2 separate regions of the Homo sapiens genome follow, and region 1 is linked to region 2. A link is an interaction called in ENCODE POLR2A ChIA-PET data of the cell type or tissue named here. Cell type or tissue: A673. All regions are shown on one strand.

Region 1 (8,000 bases), 180 kb after region 2:
GAAAAAGTGCCGACACTTAAGCTGACACATCACCAACTGTTAGATGCATCCTGATTTCAGGAATGTTAAAATGTGAAAGGATGCATCTTAGAATTGATGATGTTTTTTTTTAAGCTAAAGTCTGCCTAGGGTAAAAAATCAAAAGTGTACAAATGGGCACACAATGAAAAGTCAGAAGGTGTTTTTAAAAAGGAAGGCCGGGTGTGGTGTCTCACACCTGTAATCCCAGTGCTTCACAAGGCTGAGGTGGGAGCATTGCTGAGGGCACCTAGTGAGACCCTGTCACAAAAACATAAAAAAAAAACTAGCTGGGCATGGTGGTGCACGCCTATAGTCCTAGCTACTTGGGAGGCTGAGACAGGAGGATACCTTTAGCCCAGGAGTTGTAGGCTACAGAGAGCTGTGATTGCACCACAGCACTTCATTCTGGGTGACAGAGCATGACCCTTTCTCTCAAAAGAGTGAAAAAGGGAAATTGGGTTCTGTTACCTCCTTGCTTAAAACTCCCTATCGGATAGGACCCATGTTGTTCATTAGGCCTCTGCGTGCCTCCTGATTTTACTTTCTTTTCTTTCTTTCTTTCTTTTTTTTTTTTTTTGAGACAAGGTCTCACTCTGTTGTTGCTCAGGCTGGAGGACAGTGGTGCAATTGGTCACAGCTCACTGCAGCCTTGAACTCCTGGGCTCCAGTGATCCTCCTGCCACAGTCTCCCGAGTAGCTGGGACTACAGCTGTGTGCTGCCACACACAGATGATTTTAAATTTTTTGGGGAGAGACAGGGTCTCGCTATGTTGCTCAGGTTGGTCTCAAACTCCTGGGGTCAAACAATCCTCCCGCCTCGACCTCTCAGTGTTGGGATTAAGGGCGTGAGCCCCCGCACCTGCTCCTGATTTTCCCTTTGACCACAGTAACTATGATCTAGCCACACAGATATCTTACTGTTCTCTGACTGTGCCAAGAATGTTCTTCCCCTCAGTCCTTTTCATTTCCTCTCTCCTCTTTGCTTGATGGGCTCCTTCTCATCTGCTCAGCTGCCGCTTCCTCAGAGGGGCCCTCCCTGACTACGAGGTTAAAGACAGACCCCCTTCCTGCCGCCTTATGTCACACTCTTCTCTTTCAGTTTCCTCATGGTACTGACTGCTCCTTGATATATTCTTGATTACTCATTTATTTAATGATTCACTTTCTCCCTCTTCTGCCATGTAAGCTTCCTGAGAACAGGGACTGCTTCTGTCTTGTTTACCACTGTAATCTCTGCACCAAGAGCAGTGCCTAGTGCACAGACAGTGTTGAATGAATACTCACGTGACTGCTTGAATGGATGAATGTGTTTGTGTTTTTGTAATCCGCTTCAACTCTGGTGAAATTAGGCAGAAAGAGAAAAGAACAGCAAGTGAAAGCACTTCAGAATGTGAACAGGATTTCAGTTGGGCCGTGAGGAGGAGACCCTACTACCTAGGGAACAGATGATCTCAGCCAGGGCACACTGAAGGAAGAGCTGGGAAGGCCAGTGTGGCTGGGGCTCGGGTGGCAGGAGGTGCGTGCTTCAAGATTGAGAAAGATCATAAAGCCGGCTGAGAATTTTGGACTCCATTCTAAAGGGAGTCAGAAGCCTGTTTCACATGCCCCACAATACCCTGAACTTCTCTGTAGAACTTACCACACTTGCCCTTGTTCTCTCTCTTTCCCACTGGATTTTAAGCCCCATGAGGGCAGGGACCATGTCTTCTTGTTCATCAGTTATTCCCAGGACTTGGCTCAGTGCCCCATGAGTGTCAGTTGGGTGGTCAGACAAACTAATCCTCTGTACAGTCCGGAAATCTGCCTGAGGCTGTCTCCATTTTACCTTTTTTTTTTTTTTTTTTTTAATTGAAGGATCCTAGGAAAATCTGTGAACCTAAAAGGTCACTTTGCAATGCTTATCAACAATGATAATTAGTTTGTCATAGAAGATACCATGAATGGGATTGATGGGGTTCACTACAGATCCAACACATCTCTCGAAATGCACCTGGCGGTGATGGAAGAGATTATTAGTCATATGATACACCAGCACTTGTGTGTGTGTGTGTGTGTGTATGTGTTTAACTACTGTGTTACATTGTGTAAGTCTTCAGTTTTCTCATGCCTTTTCACCTCATGACCTAATCACCTCTTAAAAGTGTTTAAGACTGGCTTGGTGGCTCACACCTATAATCCCATTACTCTGGGAGGCAGAGGCAGGAGGATCCCTTGAGCCCAAGAGTTCAAGACCAGCCTGGGCAACATAAGGAGACCCGCCCACCCCCCATCTATACAAATAATAAAAAAAATTAGCCAGGCATGGTGGTGCACGTCTGTGGTCCCAGCTACACAGGAAGCTGAGGCAGCCTGGGGGGTCGAGGCTGTAATGAGCCATGATCGTGCCACCGCACTGCAACCTGGGTGATACAATGCAACGCTGTCTCAAAAAAAACCAGCAACAACAATAAAAAAAAAACTGATTAGGACGATAAAGTATATAAACTTAATGAGGCAGATAATTAAAGCTTGTATCCATTAGCTTCTGCGCTGTAACAAACTGCTGCAAAGCATGTGGCTTAAAACAACAACCATCTATTTAGCTCACAATTCTTTGGGTTGGGTTCATTCAGGTGGAACTTCTCAGCTGGGCTCATTCCAGCACCTGCCTGGATTTAATCACTTGTGGTCATCTTCACAGAAGACCTCTGCTGTGTAGCAGGCATTGGGCTAGGCCAGGGGGTCCCCACCTTTCTTGCTTCCCAGTAATTTGTCTCAGTAATGTTTTCATAGTACCCCTGAGCCAAAAAACACACTCAGCAGTTCTTTTTAATTAGTTGGGTTTAAACAGCTGAAGTATTTATGTCCTAACAACTTATTAGTCATTTGAAAAAAAAGTACACATAAAATGAAATAAAAATACCATTTTTACTTCATTCTTAAACACCCAGAATTGCTTCCTGAGATGCGTGCCCTGTAGGGCACTTTACAGCTTCACCTTGGAATCAGATTGGACACCACCCCTGTGTTCCACATCCACATTGGCACAATACTTGCTTTTTTCTTTTTTTGAGACAGAGTCTTGCTCTGATTTGTCACCCAGGCTGGAGTGCAGTGGCACACTCTCAGCTCATTGCAACCTCCGCCTCCTGGGTTCAAGCAATTCCCATGCCTCAGCCTCTCAAGTAGCTGGCATTACAGGTGTGCACCACCACGCCTGGCTAATTTTGTATTTTTAGTAGAGATTCTGGCCAGGCTGGTCTCGAACTGGCCTTCAGCAATTCGCCTGTCTTGGCCTCCCAAAGTGCTGGGATTCCAGGCATAAGCCACTGCGCCCGGCCGGTCTGTTTCTTTAGAAAGTTCTGTAAGTATCACACAAAATGATTTCAGTTGCCTTACATTTTTCTCTCACGAAATAGAATGTAGGAAAAGAAGGGATTGTAGATCTCATTTTGGCAACCAAGTTATCTTTCCCACCAGCTCTCAGAAGCATTCCAGACAGATAAGGATTTTTCTGTTCTCATGGCCTCTTGCCAGTGCTAGATTTTATACAAATGGCTTTATTTTCCCAGAATTATAAAACTCCTTCGAAACTTGCTCTGAGCCTGTCCTCCACAAATACATTCAGTTCCCTACAAAATAATGATAAAGCATCCTTCAAGGACAGATAATGGACCTGTTATTTCCCTACAGCTTGAGTAGCCCCTGACTTAAGAAGAGCAACTGAATCATGGGATGCTGGTGTGAGTTACTCAAGTCATCAAATTCTATCATTCAAAGGGATCTCAAGGTCGTCTTGTCCAGTGCTTCCCATGTGGTATACCAGTATGCCACCACATACGGCTGGGCCACTGCAGAGTGGCGGGTGAGCCTCAAGTCACTGACTCCCTTCAGCTCAGATGTACCTTGTGTACAACTTACAAGAATAATCATGATGATGTGTGATTTTTGCTTTACATGCTAATGTTAGATCCTAATGTGAGTAAGAGAGATCTCCCCTGAACTACATGGTACTAGACTTCATGTGTTAATATTCTGGTGTATTATTTGTTGTTGTTTGGCCAGGGATGGAAAAACTCATTCCAAATGTGCTTATTATTAATATATTTGTTATTTGCAAGAAGTTACACAGGCATTTTGGAATTATTTTCCTAATAGGGTAGGCAACTACCTTCGTATTCTTTTATTTTGTAGAGACAAGGTCTTTGCTCTGTTGCCCAGGCTGGAGTGCAGAGGCACGATCATAGCTCACTGCAGCCTTGAGCTCCTGGGCTCAAGCCATCACACCTCAGCCTCCGGAGTAGCTGGGACTACAGGCATATGCCACCACACCTAGCTAATTTTTTAAATTTTTTTGTACAGACAGTCTTGCTGTGTTGCCCAGGGTGGTCTTGAACTCCTCATTCAAGCCATCCTCCTGCTTGGGCCTCCCAAGTTGTTGGGATTATAGGCGTGAGCCACCGCACCCAGATACATGCCATATTCTTTATATTACTTTCCTGACTCGTGACACCCTGGGGCCAACTTTGGGTTCCCTGCTTGCCCTTTATTGCTTTCCTGACATCTAGCAGGCTCTTAGGAGGTGTTTCTTTAGCTTATGGTGTGTAGCCATATGTATTTGAATCAGCCAAGTGGAGTTATCAAGATGATAAATGAGAACCTATTTACATGTTATAGGTTAGCCTTTTCAGCTTTTTTGCTGAAGTTCTCAGAGCCAAGAGAACCTGAATTATTAGCAGTAGTATGGGTAGCTGTTGATGTTTCAGCTCCTGCAATGGTTTGTACCCTCAAGGAAGTTGAGTGAATAATGTCTGGAAGTTGAGTGAATAATAAAATCAAGCAATTTTCTTTCTTTAAAAAAAAATTTGTTAACTTTTTTTTTTTTTAACTGAGATGGAGCCTCACTCTGTCGCCCAGGCTGGAGTGCAGTGGCATGATCTCGGCTCACTGCAACCTCCGCTTCCCAGGTTCAAGCCTCGAGAGTAGCTGGGATTACAGGCATGCGCCACCACACCCAGCTAATTTTTGTATTTTTAGTAGAGACGGAGTTTTACCATGTTGGCCAGGATGGTCTCGATCTCCTGACCTTGTGATCCACCCATCTTGGCCTCCCAAAGTGTTGGGATTACAGGCGTGAGCCACCGTGCCCAGCCAATAGAAATGTAAATTTCTGCTAGTGAAAGATGTAGTGAATGAGAAATTTGGGGTGGAGCCTATCAATCTGGTTTAGCACGCCACCCAGTTGATTCTGATGACCACTGAAGCCTGAGAATAATCACTATAGATAACCATTTCATCCCACCTCTGCTGGAGTCTTTCAAAGCAAATGCTGTCATTTTATTTGTAAATACATTAGTACATAAACTGTCTTTTTTAAAACATAACACAAATTGGCGTAACATTTAGAGAGCAGCCTGCTAATGGGTCCCCATATTTAAATAGGCTTACCCTCTGATCTCTTAATTCCACTCATACTATCTACTTTAAAGAAATAACTGGACAGATGCTTCATGATGTCTATACAAGGGTGCTTAAATGCCTAGATGGGGAAAACTTAGAAATACCATGTCTCATAGTGAGGGATTGGCTAAATAAGTTATGTTTTATCCAGTCAATGGAATGCTATGAAATCATTATACAGAAGGATGTCCCTGATGCTGTTGTTACGTAGGAAAAGCAGTTTTCAAACCACATATTGGGTGGTCCCATTTTCTTTTCTCTATTCAGGATGTGTGTATGTGTGTGCGCACCATGTGCATGAGAGGGGATGTGTTTTTGTTGTGTATAATAACTTAAGCACATAGGACAAAAGGCTGAAATGTTACACACCAAAACACGAATAGTTATCTTTGGAAGATAGGATTTTGGTTAATTTTTACCCTCCTCTTACGTATTTTTTTTTTTTAACAATGATGCATGTATTTTTATAGTAAGGAAAAACCATAAGGCTACTATAACTTTGGAAAAGACATATTCATTAAAATTATAGCCTCTGATTGCATTTGCAGATGGACACATACTGGATTCAAAGAGATATGCCGTTATTGGAGCAGATCTCCGAGACCTGTCTGAACTGGAAGAGAAGCTAAAGAAATGTAACATGAATACACAGTGAGATTTTTTTTTTTAAACCTCTTCTGCATTTGTGATTTTATGCTAATTATGAGATAAGGCCAGTCGGAAGTACAGCATGATATTCATGTTCCATTTTTTATTCTTTAAGAGTTTTATCATTTCATTGCTACCTAGTTTTCTGAAAAAAATTCTTTTTTTTTTTTTTGAGGTGGAGTTTTGCTCTTGTTGCCCAGGCTGAGTGCAATGGCACAATCTCAGCTCACTGCAACCTCCACTTCCCAGGTTCAAGTGATTCTCCTGCCCTCAGCCTCTTGAGTAGCTGGGATTACAGGCATGCGCCACCATGCCTGGCTAAGTTTGTATTTTTAGTAGAGATGGGGTTTCTCCATGTAGTCAGGCTGGTCTCAAACTCCCGACCTCAGGTGATCCGCCTGCCTTGGCCTCCCAAAGTGCTGGGTAGTTTTCTGAAATTTTTAAAGCAATACTGTTCAAGTCTGTTTCTACATCAGAATCACCTGTGTTACTTTGTAAAAATACTAGTGCCTAATTTCATATAAAAGTTTGAGAGAAGATAATTTATGGATAGAAACATATTTGTAACATATAAAGAAAAGATTAGCATCCAGAATATATAAAGAACAGCTACTATTAAAAAAAAAAACCTCAGAAAAATGGGCAAAATATAGATTACCAGGCAGCTCAAAGAAGAAACTGAATATCATATGAAACAGGTATTGGGCATCAGTGATAATCAGATGAAATTCTATTTTACTGTCACCAAGTTGGCAAAAATGTAACAGCTGACAATATCAAGTGTTGACAAGGATGTGGGGGATAGGGAATGATAATGCCACTGCTGGCATTATCACAGTACAACTACTGTGAGGAGCAATCTGAAAGTATCTAGTAACATTGTAAGTATGTGTACCATACATAGCAGTTCCACTTTCGTGGGTGTCTCCTTGAGAAGATCTTGCATATATGCATAAGGAGGATGTTCATTGTAGTTCATGAGTCTGGGAACCGAGTCCAGCTGCACAGGTTTGAATCCTGACAGGAATATGCACTAGACCATGACTTTGGATAACTTACTTCACTTCTCTGCATCTGTTTCCTCTTCGGAAAAATGTGAGTTATAGGCTGGGCGTGGTGCCTCATGCCTGTAATCTCAGCACTTTGGGAGGCCGAGGTGGGCAGATCACCTGAGGTCAGGAGTTCGAGACCAGCCTGGCCAGCATATTGAAGCCCCATCTCTACTAAAAATACAAAAAATCAGCTGGGCGTGGTGGTGGGCGCCTGTACCCCAGCTACTCAGGAGGCTGAGGCAGGAGAATCACTTGAACCCAGGAGGCAGAGGTTGCAGTGAGCCAAGATCATGACATCGAACTGTAGCCTGGACAACAGAGCAAGACTCCATCTCAAAAAAAAAAAAAAAGAAAAGAAAAGAAAAAGAAAAATGTGAAAATGTGAATACTAATAGAACCCACCTGTAAGTGTTAGCAGTTGAAGATGCTGAAATCTCTGAGAAATGCTATTCATTTCTGTAGTTTTAATTGTTGCTGATGATTTTGATGGTTCCTCGAAGAGAAGATAAAAATAATTCCTAATCCCAATACCTAGAGATAACCACCTTAAAAGATTTTATCCCAAAATTTGTAAATATATGTTTTTCTTTAAAATGTGATTATGCTATGCGTATAATTTTGGAACTTTTTGTTTGGAGACAAGGTCTTACTCTGTCACCCAGGCTGGAGTGCAGTGGCGTGATCTGTGCTTACTGCAGCATGAATCTCCCAGGCTCAAGTGATCCTCCCACCTCAGCTTCCTGAGTAGCTGGGACCACAGCAGTGCACCACCACACCCATTTAATTTTTGTAGAGACAAGGTTTCACCATATTGCCCAGGCTTGTTTTGAACTCGTGAGC
Region 2 (8,000 bases):
GCAAGATTCCATCTCAAAAAACAAACAAACAAACAAAAAATGCTTAGCATCTCGGTTCACCCTCCAAATGCCAGTGGTGCCTGCCAGTCCCTGTGATGACCGAACTGTCTCTACACATTTCCATATGCCCCCAGGGGTGTAATTCTGGTCCCTGTTAAGAACCACTGAGCCAAGATTTTTTTTTTTAGGCAGGAGGATAATAGGGTTGATTTGTGTTTCAGGAAATTGACTCTGGTGATCAGGTTGAAGACAGACTGGAAAGGAAATTACAGACAGGAAATGTAGCTCAGGAGGTGACTACAACAGTCCAGGTGAGAGGGAGTCAGGTCTTGCATTAAGGCCAAGGTGGTAGAGATGCAATGGAGATGAGCAATTTAAAATATTCACAGAGAGAAATCAAAGGACTTTCTAATTAGGCAGTTATGGGGTTTGGAGGATAAAATAAAAGCGAGGCCCAGCACAGTAGCTCATGCCTGTAATCCCAACACTTTGAGAGGCCAAGGCGGGAGAACTGCTTGAGCCCAGGAGTTCAAGACCAGCCTGGGCAACAGATGAGACCTCATCTCTACTACGAAAAAAACAAACAAACAATTAGCCAGGCTTGGTGGCGCAAGCCTGTAGTCCCAGCTACTTAAAGGTTGAGGTCGAAGGATGGCTTGAGCCCAGGAGGTTAATGTTGCAATGGGCCGGGATCGTGCCACTACACTCCAGCACGGACAACAGAGTGAGACCCTGTCTTGAAAATAAAAAATAACAAGGAATATAAGAAAGCCCCCCAGTTTCCAGCCTGCATAAAAGGGTGGATGGAATTCAGAGAGTCAACACAGAAGGAAGAACTGATCATGCATGCTAGAATAGACATCTAAGAGAGGAAGTTTTTTGCTTGGTTGAAAATGGCTTAGAAGTCACTGGCATAAACACATCAGTTAGAAGCCATAAGAACAGAGGAGGTGGCCCAGAGAATATGACTTGGAGAATAAGAGAAGCAGAGAACTTAATGAAACAATGTGAAAAGGGTAAGCAGAGCAGAAGAAGGCAACAGAAGGACAAGGAGCTCCAGGAAGCAGAACCAGTAGGCTGGGTCTGGTTCCGAGGGACAGAGCTTTGAGGCAAGTGTGGAAGCATAGGTGTATGCAAACTTCCATTCCTATGACAGACATGATTGCAGAATCCTCACTGTTGTGCAAGAGTGGAAAAACCCTGCTGCCAGGGTGCCCCATAAAAGTCTGTAGGAAACATAAAAGGGTAACACAGATCATCTGCATACTATTAATAGTTCTCACTTTTGAGACACCTGGTGACAATACACCAAATCATAGCTTCCCTGTGTGTCACCGAAACTGTCACTTCAATGTTGCATGGGGTCTAAGGTTTACCGCATGCTCATAAGCTGGGGACTTGTAAAAGCAAGGATGGAACTCCCTCATGAACAAAGGCTGCTGTGCTCCACTGGCTCTACCTAGGAACTGAACGCTCTGAACAAGTGGACCTTGGAAAAGACACCGGATGGCTCTCCTAGAGTCCATCCCTCTTCCTCTCTATACTAGTATCCTGATTTTTCTCAGGGATCTACCCTGGCCTTGATAAAGTCTATGAGCTAGGAGTAGGACCACAGCCCATGCTCTAGGTCTGGGCCAAACTAACTTAAACCAATCGGCACATCCCATCTCCTCACCCCACCTCACCCCCTATCCATGGTAACTAGGGTGGAACAGAAACAGTCAAAAACGGGGAATGTAACTCCACACAAATCAATGCAATGGAACGCGCTTTCAATCTGCCAAGAGCTTGGAAAAAGCAGCTTTCTCACTCCATCAAGAAAAACTACTGGGGCCAAGTATGGTGGCTCATGCCTGTAATTCCAGCACTTTGGAAGGCCCAGGTGGGAGGACTGCTTGAGGCCAGGAGTTCTACATCAGCCTAGGTAACAAAGCAAGATCCCCATCTCTACAAAAAAATTTAAAAAATTAGCCAGGCATGGTGGTGTGTACTGTGGTCTCAGCTGCTTGGGAGACTGAAGCAGGAGGATCTCTTGAGCCCAGGAGTTTGAGGCTGCAGTGAGCTGTGACTGTACTACCACACTACAGCCTGGGTCATGGAGTGAGACCCTGTCAGGAAAGAAAAGAAAAGAAAGAGAAGAGAAGGGAAAGGAAAGGGGAAAGGGGAAAGGGAAGGGAAGCAAAAAGAAAAGAAAAAAGAAAAAGAGGCGAGAGGGGAGGGGAGGGGAACTACTGGGAGAGAGGCTCTCTACTCCCACTGGCCACACTCAAGGAACAAGCAGCCCATAGAAGCTGCCAATAGCCAACTTGCCATCATGAGGATGCCTGTCTAGGGACAAAGCAGACACTGAGGGCACAGGAGAGAGAAGGAAAGAAACTGGGTTTTTCATTACATTACTAAAATGTTAGATAAACCCTGACCTCAAGTCCATCCCAACCTCTGGACTTTTCAGTTAGCAAACCAATACATTACTTCTACTTCAATGTCAATTTAAGACAGGCTTTCCGCTTTCTGCCAGCAAAAGATGCATAACCGACACAGCCATTCTCTTATCAATGACACATGATCGTGGAGCTTTTAAAAGCACCTGGAGAAGATTCCGTGTAAGGAGGGCTTCCAGCCCAGCGATGTCTTAAACACAAAAGAATGCTATGGTCACGCAGGTGTCATGAGCGTGCTTGGTGATAGAAGTCACCAAAGGCTGATCCACTGATGCCACTTAGGACAACCAACCAATCCAGGGGTTGAAAAGCCTCAGAGAGACGCAGGAACTGTGGGTCTGAGTCACATCTGATACTCACGTGTCTCCTCTCGGCATCGGTGCCATGCTGGCCCTGGAAACATGCCACCAAGCGCTTATGGGAATGGTGGCATATTGACCGCACCGTGTCCAGGCGTCTCTCAATCTGACAAGGCAGAGACAAAAGAGAACAAATTCATCCTCTTTCTTTTGTGGTGTCTGCATGCTGGTAGGAAAAGCATGGCTGAATCTACATGCAGGGAAAAGGGATGATCTTGGCTACACCTTGCTATCACACTGAGTGGCGCCAGTCAGTTTACACACTACAGCACCAGAAAAGCACCAGGTTGGACCAGGCAGAAATGAAAATGAATGATCCGGGCCCAGACCCACTGCCAACTGGAAAAAACCAGAGATGCCAAAGAGCTCTCTCCAGTTCATGGCAACTGAGCCTTCCACACAATGTACATCAGACAGAAGCAGCAAAATAAACGTTCCACAATTTAACTGCAAGATCTGTGTTTTCAAAATTATTCCTTATTGGGTTTGGGGTGTGTGTGTGTGTGTTTTAAATAAACCTCTAAAGCAGAATGGACAGTCAGCAATAAGAAACACTGACTTAGGGGACCCACGCATCATAAGCAGCTTCCCAAAATACTATTGCTAGAATATGGCTGTTTATGGCAAAGAGAGCCGCTTTTTACAGGAAGGAATGCCAAAAATGTGTATTCTGATGACTCATGAAGAATGAGAGCAGGCCCTTTGGGATGCTTTCTATTTTAAAGATAAATCAACAAATTCAAAACAGAATACATTTGACCCCAAACCATTTTACGCATCGAGATGGTCTGTGCCTCTTTCTCAAAAGGGCAGCGTTTCTTCAGATCCAAGCCCATAGCCCCAGGACTCAGGGCTGGCAGGCAATGGGAGATTTAGGAGCAGATTCCACATTACCTTCCCCAAATCTTGCAATGACCAGATTTTCAAACATTAGAAAACTAATCCACATTCATTTGCCACCAGAGAAAAGCAAAAAATGAACAAATTCCATGATTTAATTTTGATTCCAATTTCCACTAGAATGTAAACTCCACAAGGACAGAAGCCTGGATCTGTTTTGTTCACTGATTTCTCCCAGTGCCTGGGACGTTATCTTTCACAGAAACAGAAGGTGCTCATTTAATATTCGTTGAGAGGGCCCATGTCTACTGAGTTCCTGTGCAAGGTATTCAAGAATCAACAGCAAATAAATGCTGGTTCTGCCCCGCTGGGATGCACAGCCCCCTGGGGAAATGCCACACAACTGCTCTAACAGAGACTGAAAAAAAGGCAGAAGAACACAGGGCAAATCAAGGGATGTTTCACGTCAGAAACAGACAGTCTCTGTGGCTTGCAGTGGCAGTAATAATAATAGATCACTAATATCTAGCACTTACCACGTGCCAGGCTCCGTTCCCAGTGCTGTTCCTGCTTAACTCATTAAACCCTCCTAACAACCTGTGAGGTGGATAAGGCCTTTCCCTCAGTTTAGAGAAGTGGAAACTGAGGCGCAGGGAAGTTCAGTAAATCCCTGAGGCCACAAAGCTAACCAGCGCAGACGTGAGATTCGAACCCAGGTAGCTGGGTTTCAGATCCCCTTTTCATCATCATGCAACAAAACTGTTTTCTTTCCTGCTCAAAATCACACTAATTAATTTTATTCTGTTTCTGGTTAAAAAAAAAAAAAAAAAAAGCCCACAGGCCTCAATTCTCACATAGGAATTTTTTTCCATCCTTTAAACAGATCATTTAAAGGAGACTATATTTTGTTACCTGTAATAGATCTTCACTAAGGACTTCTGTTTTCTCAGCTCTGTGGGAAAAATTAAAAATTCAGAGTTAGAAATCCAAAAATGAAAGGCAACTCCTAAAATTTAATAATTATTAGCCTGGAGTTTAAAGCAAAACAGGCAGAAATAAATTTAGAAGGGTTGGCAGGGGCAGTTTACCAATTTTTACATCAGAGAGCAATTTAAGCAAAACCAAAGAAAAATAACTAAGCAAAACTTTGTGGGGAATAGCAGCCCAAAACAAGAACAAATGATCCTGAGTAGTGGTTCTCAAATTTGAGCAGGCACAGAATCACCAAGGGCAGCAGGTGCTGATATAAAATGCCATTTCCCAGGTCCCTCTGGATATTCTATTCTAATTCAATAGACCCTGCATTTTTAACAGCCACTCCTTGCTCAGAATTCCATTGCAGGAGGTCTAGAGACATGGCTTTGAGAAAACACTGTTCTACAGAAGCTTAAACTTCAGTTCACAACCAGAAACGTTATGCAAAGATGCAAGCCTAGACCACCACACACAATAACAATTAGTTCCTCCTTCAAATTTCCTCTCCATCCTTACTTTGAAAAGAAACTAAGTGTTTCCACAACTTTCTCTGCTATGCTTTGAACTACTACTAATTTCATCAACCCTTCCATTAAACCAACACGGTGGCCAGCAATCAGAAGGGGGCATTCCGAGCTGGCGGAGTCTCAACTGTCAGACCATAATAATTTTTATTTTATTATTATTATTATTATTATTTGAGACAGAGTCTCATTCTGTTGCCCAGACTGGACTGCAGTGGTGTGATCTCAGCTCACTGCAACCTCCACCTCCCGGATTCAAGCGATTCTCGTGCCTTAGCCTCCCGAGTAGCTGGAATTATAGGCACGTGCCACTTCGCCCAGCTAATTTTTGTATTTTTAGAAGAGACAGGGTTTTGCCATGTTGGCCAGGCTGGTCCCGAACTCCTGACCTCAAGTAATCCGCCCACCTTGGCCTCCCAAAGTGCTGGGATTACATGCGTGAGCCACCGCGCCTGGCGTGAAGGAAATTTTTAAAAGAGAAAGAAAAAGTATGTTTCAGCTCTGAACAGTGAAGGGAGTCAGGGGAAGGCTGTCAATGAACCGGAAATTCAGAACAGGGATTGTATGATCTTGGCCGGGAACCAATGCAAGAGCAGGAAAAGCTCTTGGGCCAGAAAGTAAATGAGACCCCTAGAATGACCTCGAAATGCTGCTAAGCTCAGAGTAGTGCCAACTGTGGGCAAGGGAAAGAAGCGCACAGCTCCTCCAGTCTACACTTAAGGCAATGGCACGTTAGCCAGAACAGGGCATTGCCATGGGGGATTCTAACACTTGTCATCATGGCACTGTCCCAGTCAACCTGGAGATGCCTACAGGGTGGCTCACTCACCAGTTTCTGCAGGAAACTGGAATGCTGACCTGACTCAAATACTTCCCAGGGCCAGAGGATCAGGGCCTAGAGACAAAGCCAAGGCCCCAGCTTCCAGAGGCAGCCAATTTTCAACTCTATGAAAAGGTTCCACCAGCAACAGGCCAACATATGCTACCCTAGACCTTGCTTGGCAAGCAAGGTGCCAGGCATTGCTGAAGAGCCAAACACAGGTAGTCATACCAGTTAGGGAAGGGAAGCAGGGCCCCAGCTGACCATGAGGTCAAAGAACCAGACTCAAAAAGAAACCTGACAGTCAGCCTAGCAAGAACACACCTGGCATGAGATCGTCATAGTTTCACCATTAGACGCCCCCATTCCTCTCGCCAATGCCTCATCCCTCCTTTAGCAAAATGCCACCAGGGAATGGGTAACTTTTGCCTTTCTTCCCTAGCCAAAACCCCCAAATCTGGACAGGGCCCTGTATACCTCTCACAGAATCCACCTCAACTCTAAAATGACTTCCTTCTGTAAGTACGAGTATACACAGAGAAGTCTCAAGGCCTATTAAAATTTTCACAAGTTCAAAAAAAGAGATTCAACCTGAGAATCAGAACAAATATGTCCTTTTTCAGAGCAAATTATTTTTTAAAAAATAACAGAAGAAGAGAAGAACTTGCTCTACAATCCCAATGTGGGCTATAAGCAGATGTGGGAAAGTTAGTAATAGCTCAGAGGTATGCTAGAGCCAACTCAGACCAACCAACCATGTGCATCTTCTCCCAACTCCTTGCTCAGTAACCTCACACTGGTACTTGAAATCAAAAACATAAACAACTGCAAACAATTCAAATAGGAGCTTGGCAGTTGTTAAACAGTTATGAGCACAGTGCTGCAACAGCCACAAAGAAAATAAAGCAAACATAAAAACGAGGCAAGTATTAACTTCAGGAAAAACAAAAAGTCCACTGGAAACATAAAGATAGTCATAGTAACTAGTATGCTCAGCTGCAAATAATTGATTGGACATAATATAAATATCAAATAGTAATACAATGAAAAATTATAACTGTATTGAAAGGATGGGGGGAGCAGAAGCAGAGGGAAAGGGCCCTAAACCCTCATTTATCAGAACAGAAAGTCAACAGACAGTAACTAATTTGATAACCCAAACGATAGTTTACACATATTACTTATAATTATGAATATGAATAAATGTCACAATAAACTGTTAATATTTCAAAGTAGTTGCTTCTGGAGTTGGGAAATCTCAGAGAGTAGGGAGTGAACCCACCGTATTTTGTGGTAAGTCTTTTACTATATTATTTGACTTTTTAAACTACATGAATCACAGTTTTGAGGTTTTTTAAAAATAGCATGTTACTTACACTTTTAAGTAGCATGCTTGATTGATATGGCCAGGGGTGAAGTGTGCCTAACTTAAAGAATTGGTCCAATGTCAAGCTCTACAAATGCACAACAGAAAACATACCTCAGAGTATCTAAAATGTAAAGAAAATCAGTGTATTTCCAGCCATTTTTTTCAAATTAACTGGACCCTCTGCTTTAGAGGTACTTTACATGAAAAGGTCTGGAGGCTGAAAACTATATTGAATATATTATATGAAAATGTTAATGTACTGTTTAAAAAGAAATTTCCCCTTTGTTTCCTGTGTTTGTGGAGGCTATATATATATTACATTAATAAAATCAATTTTAGATTTGCAGGCTTAGATTTTTTTTTTTTAAATCAATTTTAGAGGTTGGGGGTGGTGGCTCACGCCTATAATCCCAGCACTTTGGGAAGCCAAGGTGGGTGGATCACTTGAGGTCAGAAGTTCAAGACCAGCCTGGTCAACATGGCAAAACCTCATCTCTACTAAAAATACAAAAATTAGCCAGATGTGGTGCCACACACCTGTAGTCCCAGCTACCTGGGAGGTTGAGGCACGAGAATTGCTTGAACCTGGGAGGCGGAGGTTGCAGTGAGCCAAGATCGTGCCACTGCACTCCAGACTAGGCAACAGAGCAAGACTCTGTCTCAAAAAAACAA

Evidence for each region. ChIA-PET counts read pairs that join two places held together with the same protein. Peaks named below come from ENCODE experiments on the same cell type or tissue, not always from the same donor. Only the 100,000 strongest peaks of a DNase experiment are listed, where the experiment ranks them.
Region 1: POLR2A ChIA-PET joins it to region 2 with 17 read pairs; 2 of 35 experiments call an interaction of 5 or more read pairs at or near these places.

What each region holds. Positions count from the first base shown.
Region 1 is chr16:25,155,094-25,163,093 of GRCh38, forward strand. LCMT1 (leucine carboxyl methyltransferase 1) reads left to right here. Exons shown (of 11, transcript NM_016309.3): 6 at 6,009-6,111. Among named protein-coding and RNA genes, the nearest start is that of LCMT1-AS2, 10 kb to the left of the region's middle. In A673, no CTCF peak of the experiment used is centred here; no DNase peak of the experiment used is centred here.
Region 2 is chr16:24,974,414-24,982,413 of GRCh38, forward strand. It overlaps ARHGAP17 (Rho GTPase activating protein 17), which reads right to left. Exons shown (of 20, transcript NM_001006634.3): 2 at 4,553-4,592; 3 at 2,802-2,906. Among named protein-coding and RNA genes, the nearest start is that of ARHGAP17, 37 kb to the right of the region's middle. In A673, no CTCF peak of the experiment used is centred here; DNase peaks (open chromatin) are centred at 3,448 and 4,028; H3K4me3 peaks cover 353 bases; H3K27ac peaks cover 6,004 bases.